2 separate regions of the Mus musculus genome follow, and region 2 is linked to region 1. The links are chromatin loops, found by intact Hi-C in ENCODE. Cell type or tissue: gastrocnemius. All regions are shown on one strand. Each heading gives the region's core, and the rest is flanking DNA. Links, peaks and the distances in the headings are about the cores only. Region 1 holds the start of Ghitm (growth hormone inducible transmembrane protein). Region 2 has its middle 97 kb from the start of Gm25204.

Region 1 (7,047 bases), core at 1,785-5,784:
CTGTCAAACTATTTTCTTACCCATATAACAGCAAAGCATTATGTCTGTCAAGATTTATCTAGTTAGATGATCATAAATGACAATAAACCATTCCTTAGAAGATAATAAAGGTTCAAAATACATTTTACATGGTAATTATCCTATTTATAGTCTATTTTCTAGACCTCTAGGGCTCAACTCCTCCTCTCCTCCTCTTCTTCCTCCTCCTCTCCTCCTTCTTCTTAGTACTTTTTACCACCTAACATTATGCTTGTGTGTTTTCTGTCTCCACCAGAAAATAAGTGCCTAAAGGCATATGTTTCAGTTACTAGTCATCCTTATTACAGTACATGGTTCAAAATGAACACCCAGTAAATATTGGTTTCACGGTTAATACGACCTATTAATTAGTCTTTTCTGTCAAATAGTGTAAAAGTTTTATGACAAGGGATTCAAATCTTTTTATCTCCTCACCTTGTAATGAAAGAACTCAGTGGGGAAACCCCCACTCAGCTCCCGATTCGGCGTGCACCCAAGAATAGAACACAACACCTTGATGTAACAACAAGAGGTTTTTTAATGGCGGAGCTCCGGGTCGAAACGTATCTCACATAACAGGAGACAGTGGATTCGACCACGAGGCTTGGAAGCTAGGGGTTTTTATAGAAAAGGAGTGGGGCTGGGGGAGGAATTGGCACAGTTCCACATGATTGGTCCATTTAAACATCAGCAGCCTGTAACATTTAACTTAGGTCAGAGGGGTGGGAGCTAGGGAGGCGATGGGCTTGCCCGGGCATGTCCTGGTCTGTTCTGCTATGTTCTCAGCCCCAGGTTTCAAAGCTCAGAAACAACTCTTTGGGCTATTTAACATACATTACATGAATTACAGTTTTATTTCCTTTCAGTAAGACTTAAAAAAAAAAAAGATTTACTGTGTATACAGCGTTCTGCCTGCATGTATGCCTGCAGGCCAAAAGAGGGCACCATATCTCATTACAGATGACTGTGAGCCACCATGTGGTTGCTGGGAATTGAACTCAGAACCTCTGGAAAAGCAGACAGTGCTCTTAACCTGTGAGCCATCTCTCCAGTCCACCTTGTAAGACTTTGATGCAAACGTTTTTATCAGGCTCCCACTCACATTTCTTGTAATACCTTTAGGCAAATGTTTTAATGCCTCACCATCACACCACTGGATAAAACTGTTGTTTATGCAAAAGCCCTGAAGTAATCAAGAATTTGGGTGAATTAAAAGGCTGTTACCTTCTCATTTTTCTCCATTTCTTTGCACAAATTCTTTTAAAACTAGTTAATCATAAAGGTTGTAAGGTGGCTCCCCAGTCAATGGGGAACAGAGAGAGTCATCCTGGTGTGAGTAAAAAGCAAGTGAACTTCCTGCCAGATATGCTCGATATCCTGCTTTAGGTTGTTGCACACTTAGTTAGGGTTTTACTTCTGTGAACTGACACCATGACCAAGGCAACTTTTATAAGGACAACATTTAATTGGGGCTGGCTTACAGGTTCAGAGGTTCAGTCCATTAGCATCAAAGTGAGAGCATGGCACCATACAGGCCGGCATGGTGCAGGAGGAGCTGAGAGTTCTACATCTTCATCTAAAGGCAGCAGCAGAATACTGACTTCCAGGCAGCTAGGACTAGGGTATCAAAGCCCATGCCCACGGTGACACATCTATTCGAACAAGGCTACACCTCCTAATAGTACCACTCCCTGGAACAAACACATATAAACCATCACACATACTTTTTTATTTATTAACAAAAATAGTTTGCTATACCGATCTACTTTCACTTTGCTTGTGTATTCCTTTGTGCAACACTGGAAGTATTCTTGGTTTGATTCTATCAAAAGTTGTAGGAGGGTGCTCTTTCATGGATACCAAGAAATAACCTCTTGGGCTGAAAAGATGGCTCAAGCACTAAAGGTCAGGCTCCTAACCAAAAATAAAAGAGACATGTCTCTTATTGTAATAAATTATTTTCCACTGAGGCATTTCAGTAGCCTTCACACACACACACACACACAATAAAATAAAATAAAATAAAATAAAATAAATAAAAACCTTCACAAGAAGAGTGGTTTGTATGTATTCTGTTACTCAAGTGGAGCCTGAAGCTTGACAACAAACAAACAAAAATGTCATTGAAAAGTCAAAAGGTAAAAAAGAAAAAGAAAGAAAGAAAGAAGAGAAAAGAAAAAAGAAAAAAAAGAGAAAAGGAAAGGAAAGGAAAGGAAAGGAAAGGAAAGGAAAGAAAAACTCGGAAATAAACCCCTCTAGATCTCACCATCAGTAGTACACTCAAGAAGCAGGTTGGCTCTAATTTAAAAAAAAAAAAAATGCCACATTTGGTAGGAATGTTTTTATGGCAATTAGAAAAAATGTGTTATTCAATTTTGACACTATGCCCCACCCCCAGCCCCTGCCGCAGACTAGGTCTGTCTTACTCTGGCCATTCTGAAACTCACTACTATATAGACCATTGGCGTTATTTTCTGGCTAAACGCCCAAAACAAGAAACTCAACCAATGATTGTTTAACTATCCATCTAACTTCTAAAAGTTCCTAAAATTAAGGCTTAGTTTTCAGTACATACAAAAAAAAAATTGATCATAAGTTATAAAAACATAAACTTTATTAAAATGCTCAAGTTAATTTTGTGTATTGATATGTTCATACATGAGTTCATGTAGCATAATAGCTAAAGCAAAGTAGTGAAAATGCCTAGGTGGGTTCTGTCATTCCATAAATACAAAAGATTTGGTCCTGGCCTTATAATTAATTCAAAGTAAATTAATATATGCAGAACTCACTAAACCAGTATCAAATCCCTTAACATTTGCATAATGAATGAAAAGGAGAGCGCGTCAAGTACCTCTCACATAGCTCAAGACACCCTGCCTAGCCACAGCCCCAGCAGTGATAAAAATTAAGCAGTTAACGAAAGTCTGACTAAATTATACCTCTAAGGGTTAGTTAATTTCGTGCCAGCCAACGCGACTAGACGATTAACCCAAACTAATTACTCTCGGCGTAAAACGTGTTTTAAGAATGACTCTTAAATAGAACAAAATCCAATTTAAATGTGAAAATTCATTGTTAAACCTAAATCCAATAACAAAAGTAATTCTAAGCTGGCCTAGAGCTCACAGCGATCTACCTGCCTCCCCAAAAAGTGGGACTTAAGGAGTGCGCTGCCAACCAGTCCAACTCCCTTTTTCGCCCCCACACCTATTGGCAGCGAGTGCGCACAACGCACAACGCAGATGCCCAAAGCGTTTGCCAGTGTCGGCTTCCTTACTCGGACCCAGAAAGGACGCTGACTGTGACGTTTTCGAAACACAAACTTCCATTGGTCCGGTCTCCAAACCAAGCCCCGCCTTCGCCACTGCGCCCGCCCTTCCGTTAGAAGCCTGCTCTCGATTGGCTGCTTGTACTATTTACCTTTTGTCCGGATATTGCGTGACGCTGTGAGTCGCGCGGTTGCGGAGGAGCGGGCAGAGGGAGGTCGCACACTCTGAGTTTCGGTGACCCGGAAGGGAGCCCCGTGGTAGAGGTGACCGGAGCTGAGGTACTGCCTCGCGAGGCCTGAGAATTCCAGTCCTTGTGACGGGCGTCGGCACAGCGGGATCTGGGCTGGCTGCTACGGGCGGGGCGGGAAGGCCGGGCTCGTCCTCGCTCTTCATCTCCCTGGGCAGAGGGATGCTGAGTCAGCCGCTCGGGGACCCGCGCGGGGGCCCTAGCTGTCGGCGATCGGGTGCCGTGGGGGTGGTGCGTGGACGCGGAGGCAGCGGGCTAGCGGTGAGAGGGGAGGACCGGGCGCATCCGAACACTCAAGCTCAAGGAAGCGTTAGGAAGGGTCGCCACTAGTTCGTAGAGACCCAGCCCAGGAGCCGGTTTCAGACGTCCAGAATCTGCACTTAAATATATGGCAGATAACCCTCTTGGCTGTTCCACGACATAAGGCCACGCAGACTAGGTAGGCTCTGTTCGGGTCAGTAAGCTGAAGCCATAGGTTGAGATGATGTAATGGCATGAAAGTACCAAAAGGGCTCCGGGTTTTTTCCGCAAGGTCAGATGCCTAGAGCTGTGTGCACTTCGTAGTTCCGGAAATTCTTAACTTTGGAGGTGCTAGTTAAAACTTCTTTACATTCCTATAGTTTTAGGGTAATTCATGGGCGATTTCAAAGTCCCATTTTGGCCAAGTTTTCTTGTATTTAAATATTTTACAAATGGGGAGAAAGCGGAAATACAAATCACTTGCCTAAAATTCATCACAACTCATTGACCAGAAATGTGCCTTTAGCATCGCAGAAAGGCGTGTACTTAACTATTTATCGATATAGTCTAACTGGAACTGAGACAATTCAATTTTAGAATGTTGGGGGCAGGGGTTACCCTATTAAGAATACCAGAAGGTGTTTTAACAGGGAAACCTAGCAGGGCAATTTTGTTTATTTTGATTGAATGTTATGTAGTGGAATAATTTAATTTGAATGTATCTGTCGTATCTTAAAGGGAAGTAACATCTGACCTACTTGGTAGACATTTGCATGCCTGGCTTTTGTTCATGGTTTTTAGTCTCGAGTGGTTTAGTTATCTTTTCTCTGGATGATGTTTTTCTTGTGCTGAAATGTCACACAGATTCTTTTACTTTTACTCATTGAATGATGGAGTAAATATCAGGCCAAGCTATGTTTGTAAAATCTGTGATTGTGTCAACATAATAACATTGATTCTGTATTACATATATCTGGTCAAACTTGGATTTATATCATTGGCTGCCCATTCTAAACTAGATTTGTTGAGTCAGAAGGAACAAGGGAAGGATACAGCATTAAAAATTAATGAGGCCACTGTTCTGATTTTTTTCTTCTATTTAAATTAAGTTTCTTCTGATTTTGGCTACTATGTTTCCTTCTTAATTAACTAAATTTTTCCCCCCTCTACCTTTCTAACTAGCATTTCAGATCTGCTTAGTAAACCGGTGTATCGCCCACCATGTTGGCTGCAAGGCTTGTGTGTCTCCGGACACTACCTTCCAGGGTTTTCCAGCCCACTTTCATCACCAAGGCCTCTCCACTTGTGAAGAATTCCATCACAAAGAACCAATGGCTCGTAACACCCAGCAGGGTAAAGCATGCTTTTCCAGTATGGATTTCCGCCCCATTCAGATTTTCTGTTTTAGAATTTGGTGGTAATGGTGGTTGATTAGTGGGCTGTTCTGTGAGTTTCACTGCTTGGGAGTAGCTTACTCTTTAGTTAGTTACTGTAACAGTGATTTTTCTAAAGTGACAGTAAAGTTTCCAGTGAGCTTTGTCCTTGCCACTTCACATCATTCCAGTCCCTCCTTATCACAAATGCTTTAAGAGGGGTCCTGCACCTTTCCCATATCTAATATATTAGATAACTTTTATGTCCATACTACATTAGTTTAAAAAGATCCTATGTTTTATTGTAGCTCTGGGTGATATGTCTTTTTTTGTCTATGTCAGGAATATGCTACCAAGACAAGAATTAGGACTCACCGTGGGAAAACTGGACAAGAACTGAAAGAGGCAGCCTTGGAACCATCAATGGAAAAAATCTTTAAAAGTAGGTGGAAGTTAAGTATTTAATGTGAAGCCTGTGCATGTGTTTAGTCCACAAACAGCCTCCTGAAAATACATTCAAACATGTATATATGTATTTTCTGCAAGAAAAGTCGTACTTCTGTTTTTGGGGATCCAATAACCCAAAAGAGATTGGTGCTTTGCATTGGGTTTCATGGTTCCTGGTTATATTAAGATTTACTGGTTTTAGAAAAACCAAATTTATTATCATCCTATTATCTAAAATGGTAGAGCCTGTTTAGGGAGTTTATTTCAAGTTATTTAGAATCTTCATTCAAGCACATGTTTGTGAATGTCAATTTCTATTTAGTCATGTGTATGTCTGTGTGACTGTGCCAGGTGTGTGCTGAGGCCAACAGAGGCTAGAAGAAGGTATCTAATCACCTGGGACTAGGGTTATAGGTGATTGTATGCCATCTGAAGTAAATGCTGGGAACGGAACTGAAAGAGTTGCAAAGGGCTCTTAACTACAGAGCCATATCTGCAGCCCCTTGGAGGGTATTACCTTAATGAAGCCATTTTGATTCATAGTTTGGATTTTAACTTTGAAGATTCTGAAACCAGACTGCCAGGTTGCTAATCTTGCCTACACTATTTAAACAGAAGCACTGTACTTAATAGTTTTCGAAGTGTCACTGTATTATATACTGAGGAGAACCCTATCAGTATCATGAAAAGCATTGCTTTTTGATAAAAGTCTTGACCACAGAGAAGAAATCAAGATTTTCCAGTAACATTTTTAATGAACAAATTTAAGTTGAAGAGAGTAAGGTGTGGTCTTTATGAGCACCTGCCTCAGTAGAGTTGATACATTTTCATTTTTATTTTTATTTATTTATTGATTGATTTATATTCCGAGACCAGGGTTTCTCTGTGTAGCGCTGGCTGTCCTGGAACTCACTCTGTAGACCAGGCTGGCCTCGAACTCAGAAATCCTCCTGCCTCTGCCTCCCATGTGCTGGGATTAAAGGCGTGCGCCACCACTGCCCAGCTCATTTTCAATATTTTAAAGCAAGACTATCTGCCCCTTTGTTGGTACATAAACAGTAGTGTTTTTGTTTGTTGGTTCTCTAGAGTCACATAAAGCTTCACCTGGGTTAATACCTTAGGCACAATATGGAATGACTGATGCCATTTCTCTCGCATTTTTCCTTTTCTTTACTGTTTGTTGAGTATTTATTCATCCGAGATATGTTCTTGCTGTGTAAATCCAGTTGCCAGGCTGAAACTCATGATCTTTTGCTGAGTCTCCCAAGTGCTTTAACAGTTGTGTGGACCTCTTTATCAAACTGCTCCTTTGTTCTTTGTAGTGACTGTTGTACATTTGTTTCGGAAGTGTCCTTCTGGTCTGCTCAGGTTGAGAACTATCTGTATCCCCAAGGTGACTACCATGAAGAAATAGTTATAATTTGTTCCCCTCCTGACTATTTTGACTCAT
Region 2 (7,047 bases), core at 1,726-5,725, 270 kb after region 1:
TGAGTGAGTGGAGACCTGCTTACCCAGCAACTACTATTTGTGGAGAATGGTTTGCAGAGTTAAGCATTTACCAGTGTAAACATTATGAGTGAAGACTGGAAGTCCATGTGGGTTAGGGTTGATGCTGTCTGCACTGGAGAAGGTACCTGTGGTACCCGCAGTAGGTTGTTATCCTGACATACATTCTGCATGGTGAATTTCAACTCTTGAAAGCTACTTGAAAGCTCTTGAAATCTGCTTGCTTCTATAGCTTGCTTCATTAAGTTTTAAAATTCCGTGTAACTTTTAGTATTATTTTGCCAAGTTTTGCAAGATAGCACGTTGGAACTTTGAAGAGGCTCTTGAGTAATCTCTACAGTTTGGGGAAAATGGCCTACATGGAGTTGAAGTTTGGTGTCTTCTATTATATAATGCCGCCACCTAGTGGTCAAATTGGCAAACAACTTCCTAATGCATGCATCTGGAGTCTGTTTCCACAAATGGAAACAGTTTCTTAACTTTTCAAAATCAAGAGCATTCCAAAATACATGCAATTAGAGCCCTGGGGTCAGAGCAATCTTTTCATGAAGAGTAATATTTCCCTGTGTATTCCGACGTCCAAATCAAATAGGGAAGCAAACATCTCGTTGTCTTTACTGTCCACGAAAAGCCGAACAGTTTATAACAGGTTTCTGGTCTTGGAATTAAATAGCCGCTCAACAACAGCACACTGGGTGTGACCGTGGTGTGGACGCTGATTTACTGAAAGAGCCAGCCTAGGCTCCTCATTTAATTTCTGGAAGAGCCCTGGTCCACCCTGGTCCCTTTTTCCTGGGACAGTCACTTAAGATGGAAACGCCCTGTGATTTTGGCTCAATTATGTGTCAAAGGCAGCACCGAGGGTCCAATACCTTGTCCCTTGACATAGTGGCTAACTGTGGGGCTCTGTGACATGAATCAAGGATGAACACTAGGTCTGTGCTCTTGTGATGACTATATGTGACTACAGAGAATTCAAATCAAAGCTGCTCTGAACTGTGACGTCTTAGAATTTTAAAATCCACACCATGTTTTAAATAAAAATCAAGTTAAAATATCTCCATTTTAAATTTTGAATTATTACACTTTGAAGTGTACTATATCATATTGGATCATTACAGAAAAATTTAATTCTTTTAATATTTCAAATGTGACTTCTAAAGAATGTGCTGTTGTATAAACGGTCTGGCGTGGTGACGTGTGTCTGTAATTCTGGCTCTTGGGAGGCTAGGTAGGGGAGCATCAAAGATTTGAGGCCAGACTGGTCTACAGAGCAAAATCTTGTATCACAAACAAGATGCAGAAAAACACACAACATCACAGTGATAACACAACACAAAAACATAAAACAAGCACAAAGCAAAACCCAACATAACAAAACAAATATCTGCCTGGCAATGTATTTCTTTCCTTTATTCTCTGTCTGTCTGTCTGTCTGTCTGTCTGTCTGTCTGTCTGTCTGTCTCTTTGTGTGTATGAATGCTTGTGTGTGTGTGTGTGTGTGTGTGTGTGTGTGTGTGTGTGTAGGTGGGAGGACAACTTGGGGTAGCCAGTTCTATCCTTCATGGGGCCCAGCAATGAGACTCAGGGGCTTGGCTGCAAGACCATTCACCTTCCGGGCCATGGCCCCATTCCTAGCCCTGTATCTGTAGAGTTAGTTCCCGTTATCTGGCAGTCCCCTTCTGAGTTCAGAGAGACAGTGAAGTGGACCAGGTAAGGTCTATATGCACAGCCTCCAAAGCTTCCTTTTGGTCCCGAGAAGGCTACAGACAGAGTCAAAAGATGCTTCTCTTGCCACTCAAATCTCAAGAGCCAAATGTGGCTTGTGTTTTCAAGCACATTGAGACCATAAGCCTCCACGGCCCTAGTCGAGCTCATCTTTCTCGGGGCTATGCGTTGTGTGTTATATAAAGTGTTAAGAGTCAGTTCCTCAGAGCCCACAGTTTCACCTGCTCTTCTCTGTCAGCAAACGGTCAGCAGCTCTTTTTCTTTTCTCTTCTGCTCTGCATGATGACCGAGTGGAGCAGAATTCCTGGAAAAGTCCTTGACCTTCATCTCAGTTATCTTCCTGTTGTCGAGATAAGACACCATGACTGAGACAACTGTAGACGAGAGAGTCTATTTGACTCTTATGGTTCTCATGGAGGAGAACATGGCAGCAGGCAGGCAGGCAGGCAGGCAGGCATGGCGCTGGAGTAGCAGCTAAGAGCTCACATTTTGATCCTCAAAGGGATGCTGAGAATGGCTTGAGTCTTTTGAAACCTCAAAGCCTACCCCTTGTGATGTACCTCTCTCAACAAGACCAAACCTCCTAATCCCCCCCAAACAGTTCTAACAACTGGGACCTAAGCTCATAATATATGAGCCTGTAGAAGCCATACTCATTCAAACCGCTAGAGCACCTAACATTACAAGTCTAGGAATCAAAGGTGGCATCAAACCCAGGAAAGTTGGCCGGAATAATGAAGGCTGCTTGCCTGAGTGGGCTCCTTGCCTTTCCAGTTTGTTTAGTTTTGCAGTGCTGGACTTGGGCCTGGGACCTTGATTTTGCACCTCAGTCTCTGAGGTACTTTCCTAGCCTTCTCTTACTCTTTTAAAACATTAATTAATTAATTCCTACTTATTAACTTTACATCCTGCTCACTGCTCCCCCCCCCCCCCCAGGTCACTTCTCCCAAAATCCTTCCCGCTCCCCTTCCGCTATGAGCAGATGGGGGCCCTCTGGCAAGTCCTTTCCTGCGTATACTGAAGGCCAGCTGATATATCCAGTCTCATGGACTAAACAAATATTAGATTCATAGGCAGTCATTGTTGGATTAGCTGTAGCACAGGCTATAAATGATTCGAATAAGTCATAATACAACACATAGCATATACATATTTATCTATCTGTATCGATTTTAATATCTATATCTCTCTGTCTATTTCTCTGTGTGTCTGTGTATCTGTCTGAGTGTCTGTCTGTCTTTCCATGTTCTGTTACTCTAGAGAACCCTGGCAAATACAGAAAGAGAGCTACTTTGTGGTATAGGAATCTGGGCTTTGCCACTTGCAGCCCTCTATATAGGAAGGGGACATTATAAGAAATTCAGTTTCTCTAAGGGTCTCTTAATCCGCAAAATTCAACGAAGATGTGTCCAGGAGTTTCTGGGTGTTTTGTTTTGTTTTGTTTTGTTTTGTTTTGCTCCAGATGGGGCTTCCTGCATTAGTGTGATCACATGGCCAGACCTGCATTCCCAAACACGGCCACACGAGGGCGCGCAGCTCACTCTACGGAGCAGTTTTGCGCACTGTTTTCAGGTCTGGAGAAAGTGAAACCTGCAGGCAGGTGACTTTCTGGGCCTGCTGAGGGATGAGTTGGAGGTCTGGTGGAGGTCTGCGGATGCCTCACCGTGGACAGCCCTATTTCCAAGCAGCAGAGCACCTGGCTGGTCTGGAAATCACACCCTAGCTGCAACCCTGGAGTCACACAGCACTGGCCTCTCTTAGACCTTCTCAAATGCAGGCGAGAGGAGGGGAATAAGTTCACAACAGGATGTGCTGAAAGGCCAAAGCAACAAGCGACGGTGCTGCTCACATCTCCTGGTGCCCGTAGTACCCCTCATAGTTTTTGCTTGTTTGTTTAGGTTTTTTTTTTTTTTTTTTTTTCATTCATCTTTGGGAGGGGATCGCTGTCTTCTGAAGAGTGATTTCTGGGCCTGCTCTAAGAGTCGCACTTCACATGTCCCACCGGCAAACTGGGGCCCTGCTGTGCCTTCCCAGGCTGGGCACCCAGAGGCAGGCTGGCGGACCTCAGTTCCAGTGGTTTGGAAGGATGGTGAGCAGTTCAATACTGGCCTGCAGCCCCGGGTCCTTGCCGTCTGTGATTGATGTGTAGATTCTTGACTTTAGGCTTAGGTGCTGGTGATCCTTATCTGGAGTCTGAGGAGTCTGCGTACACCATCCATAGGTGGCCAAGCAGGCACTGCCACACACGATTAATCAGGAGGAGAGACGTCAGACATGAGCCCTAGGTGAGCTGGTGCACTCTGCTCTTGTTTTCTGGCTGAACACGTCACCTTGGTCTGCTGTGTCTCCTAGGCCCGGCAGTGAGGTGCACGGGGGCAGTTGAGGGTGGTAGAGCACTTCAGAGAAATTATTTTCTTCCCCTTCCCCACCATTGTCCAGAGACCACAGGCTGCTGCCAATGGCCTGCTGACCAGGGCAACCACAAAAGAGATTTTTATTTGTGTGTATGTGTGTGTGTGTGTTTTTTTTTAAATAAGTGAAATTTTAGGCACCACTCTGCAAGTATAGCATCCTTTCTCTTTGTGTGTTCCTGTGCTAAACTCATTTCTAATACTGGGGATTATGGGATGGCAAGCCTCACTAATCCTAGCCTTTGGGAAGCTTGCATTCTGGCACAGAAATAAATGAGTATGAATCCTCTATTAAAGACACGTTGACCTGTCCAGAAACACTGGAGACTAGGAGGGGCGCAGGTGTTGTGTGTCCGACTGTCATGTTCCGCCTGTGTGTTTGTGAGTTATATGTGACTTACCTGTTTTTGATCTGAGACCCAGGACAGGAATCCTGTAATGGATGCTATTTCATTGGCCCCCAGAGGGTTCCCCACCCTCTCACTTATGTCAGCTAGAGCTGGATCAATACACAGACAGATATGATACACATGCAGAACATTTCCCAGGAGCCCTCGGAGCCCTCAGAACTGCATCTGCAGAAAAACACTGACTCGTGCTCTAGAAACGTCCAGAGACTGAGATGCCTGTAAAACTAAGGCCACTGCTGCATTGTGATGAGCGATTGCACGAAGGTGAATGTCCTCGGGATGGCAGGCAGCAGATCACAGTTGCAATACCTTGACTAGATCACGCTCAGAATATAGTATCCGGAAGGACAGGCAGAGATGTTTGAATTTGAATAGCTAATCAGGTTGTAGTTGCCAGACTGAGTTCTGCCAGCAGAGGGAGCTGCGGGCCACTGGGTCAGCCCAAGGGTCCCACCGTAATTCCTGATACAGGTCCTTGATAGTGTCTTGTATGGGCCTATAGGAAGTCAGGCCTCCTGCTCAGGGCAGCTCTATCCTTCCAATGTTCTTCATTTTGGGGATGGAGTTAGCCTAGTGACCTTTGGAGTTCCATTTAGTTCTAATCTGACCCAGACTTTCCTGGTGCTAGCACCAAAAGTTCCTTTTCCAGACAGCCCTGTCAGACCTGGGCAAGTGTGTGAGATGGGTTACTGGTGACACTGGCTGTACCTTGTGAGGACCAGCCATCTTCCCCAGGCCTTTGCTTGGCCTCCCACCTGTGACCTGTGGGTAATCGCTGAGGACCGCTCATAGGACACCGGTTCTACTAGAGCAGACTGGACTTAAACTTCAGGGAAACCAAGGCTGGGAGGTCACCAGTGGACACTCTGGCCGGGGCTAGGGGATGCAGGATTTAGAGTTCTGTGTTCACACAAGCCTCAGTCCACATCTGTTGTATGACCATGAAGAAGTGACCTAACCTCTCTGACCCTCAATAGTCCTAGGACGCTAAAGCCATAGGGATGCTGTCACGCCTGTGCCTGTCCTTCCTGAAAAGTCGCCGTGCTGTGTCTCATGCAGGGGTTTCACCTCCCAAGCTTCTGTCTGGGTGTCCTTTCAGTCTCATTCCCTCAGCAAGTGCAAGCTAAGCTCTTCCTGTGATAGGGTATCCCGGTGCTCATCCCTGACTCTCCCCCATTGCAGTTAGACGGCTAAGTGGGAATTATAGCTTCATGGGGACAAGACTTGTCCGTCACATGACACCAGCATTCATAGTCCAAAAGGGCTCTACTTCCTCTTGCTCTTTGCCTGAAGTTCCTGCAGCTCTGCACCCTCTAGAAACTTCTTAGATTTCTTCTATCAAAGCCCTTTCCTCCTGAATCCCTGCAGTTCCTGACCAGAGCGCACCTTTTGATGGTTAGGGATAGGAGCCAGCTTTGTATGAAGACAGCTCCCTGGCTGTCTGTATTACCCCGATGAGGTTGCACGGCTGCCACAGGACCTGGAGGTGCTGTTAGAGGAGGGCAGACCTAGACCCTTGGACGGTAGAGATGAGTATGTTGTGCCGCGAGTCATGTGTGAACATGCATCTTTGCGTCTGTGGTTTGGGGTGGAACTGTACGCTTGGGTTTCTCTGTAGATGCTTACACTTGTATATGTACATGTATGTGTGTATGTTGTCTTAAGTATGTGTATGTGTGTGAAAGCATGTGTGCTGTGTGCAATTTTATAGGCAGGAATGTATGTATGTATGTATGTATGTATGCATGCATGTATGTATGTATGTATGTATGTATGTATGTATTATGTATTTATTTTCAAGCAGGGTCTCATGCCCTCAAACTGAATCTTTAATTCTCCTCTCTCTCTGACCCAGACTTCCTGGTGCTAGCACCAAAAGTTCCTTTTCCAGATAACCCTGTCAGGCCTGGACAAGTGTGTGAGTCTCTCTCTCTATATGTAGTAGAGGGACTACAGCCATGTAGTTAAGCCCGGGTTTACTAAGTGCTGATGATTAGACACAGGGCTCCGTGCTCACCAAGGCAACTCTCTTCAAGCTGAGCTGCATCTCTGGCCCTAAGACAGTGTATTTCCATGGGAGTGTGTCATCCCAGGTTTGATACATGAGCCCACATGTATGGCCTCAGGGTGTCAGTCACCACAGCATGCCAGGGGATACCATTCCTCATTCTACTTGACGTCAGGAGCTGGCTTTGTGGCGTCTCGAGCCCTCACTGGCTCTTGTCTTTCTGAGGACTCAGTGTGGCTTTCTGGTAGGTGTCTGGCTTCACTCTGGTTGCCTTGTGCCCAGAGAGTAGGACTACAGCCAGGGCAGAGCCCAGTGCTCAAGACTGAGCTGACCCACTTCAGTGCTCTTTCATGGCACACAGACACCCGCTTACTGGCCGGCTGTAAGCTAAAGAAGAGCAGAATCAGACAGTAAATCCCAATAGGTCATTCCCATCCCACCCCTCCATATGCCTGGCAGGATCTGTGTGAGA

Evidence for each region. Hi-C counts contacts between places; a loop is a spot of excess contacts. Peaks named below come from ENCODE experiments on the same cell type or tissue, not always from the same donor. Only the 100,000 strongest peaks of a DNase experiment are listed, where the experiment ranks them.
Region 2: it touches region 1 in a loop (3-fold over the local background); 21 of 42 quality-filtered maps call a loop at or near these places.

Annotation. Positions count from the first base shown.
Region 1 is chr14:37,131,716-37,138,762 of GRCm38, reverse strand. Ghitm (growth hormone inducible transmembrane protein) reads left to right here and starts at 3,441. Exons shown (of 9, transcript NM_078478.5): 1 at 3,441-3,568; 2 at 4,960-5,130; 3 at 5,493-5,592. The coding sequence starts at 4,999. In gastrocnemius, for the core only: no CTCF peak of the experiment used is centred there; DNase peaks (open chromatin) are centred at 2,428, 2,943 and 3,381; H3K4me3 peaks cover 2,265 bases; H3K27ac peaks cover 1,927 bases.
Region 2 is chr14:36,860,522-36,867,568 of GRCm38, reverse strand. No RefSeq gene overlaps it. Among named protein-coding and RNA genes, the nearest start is that of Gm25204, 97 kb to the right of the region's middle. In gastrocnemius, for the core only: CTCF peaks have their summits at 3,272 (motif pointing right) and 4,978 (motif pointing right); DNase peaks (open chromatin) are centred at 3,271, 3,828 and 4,983; H3K4me3 peaks cover 780 bases; H3K27ac peaks cover 229 bases.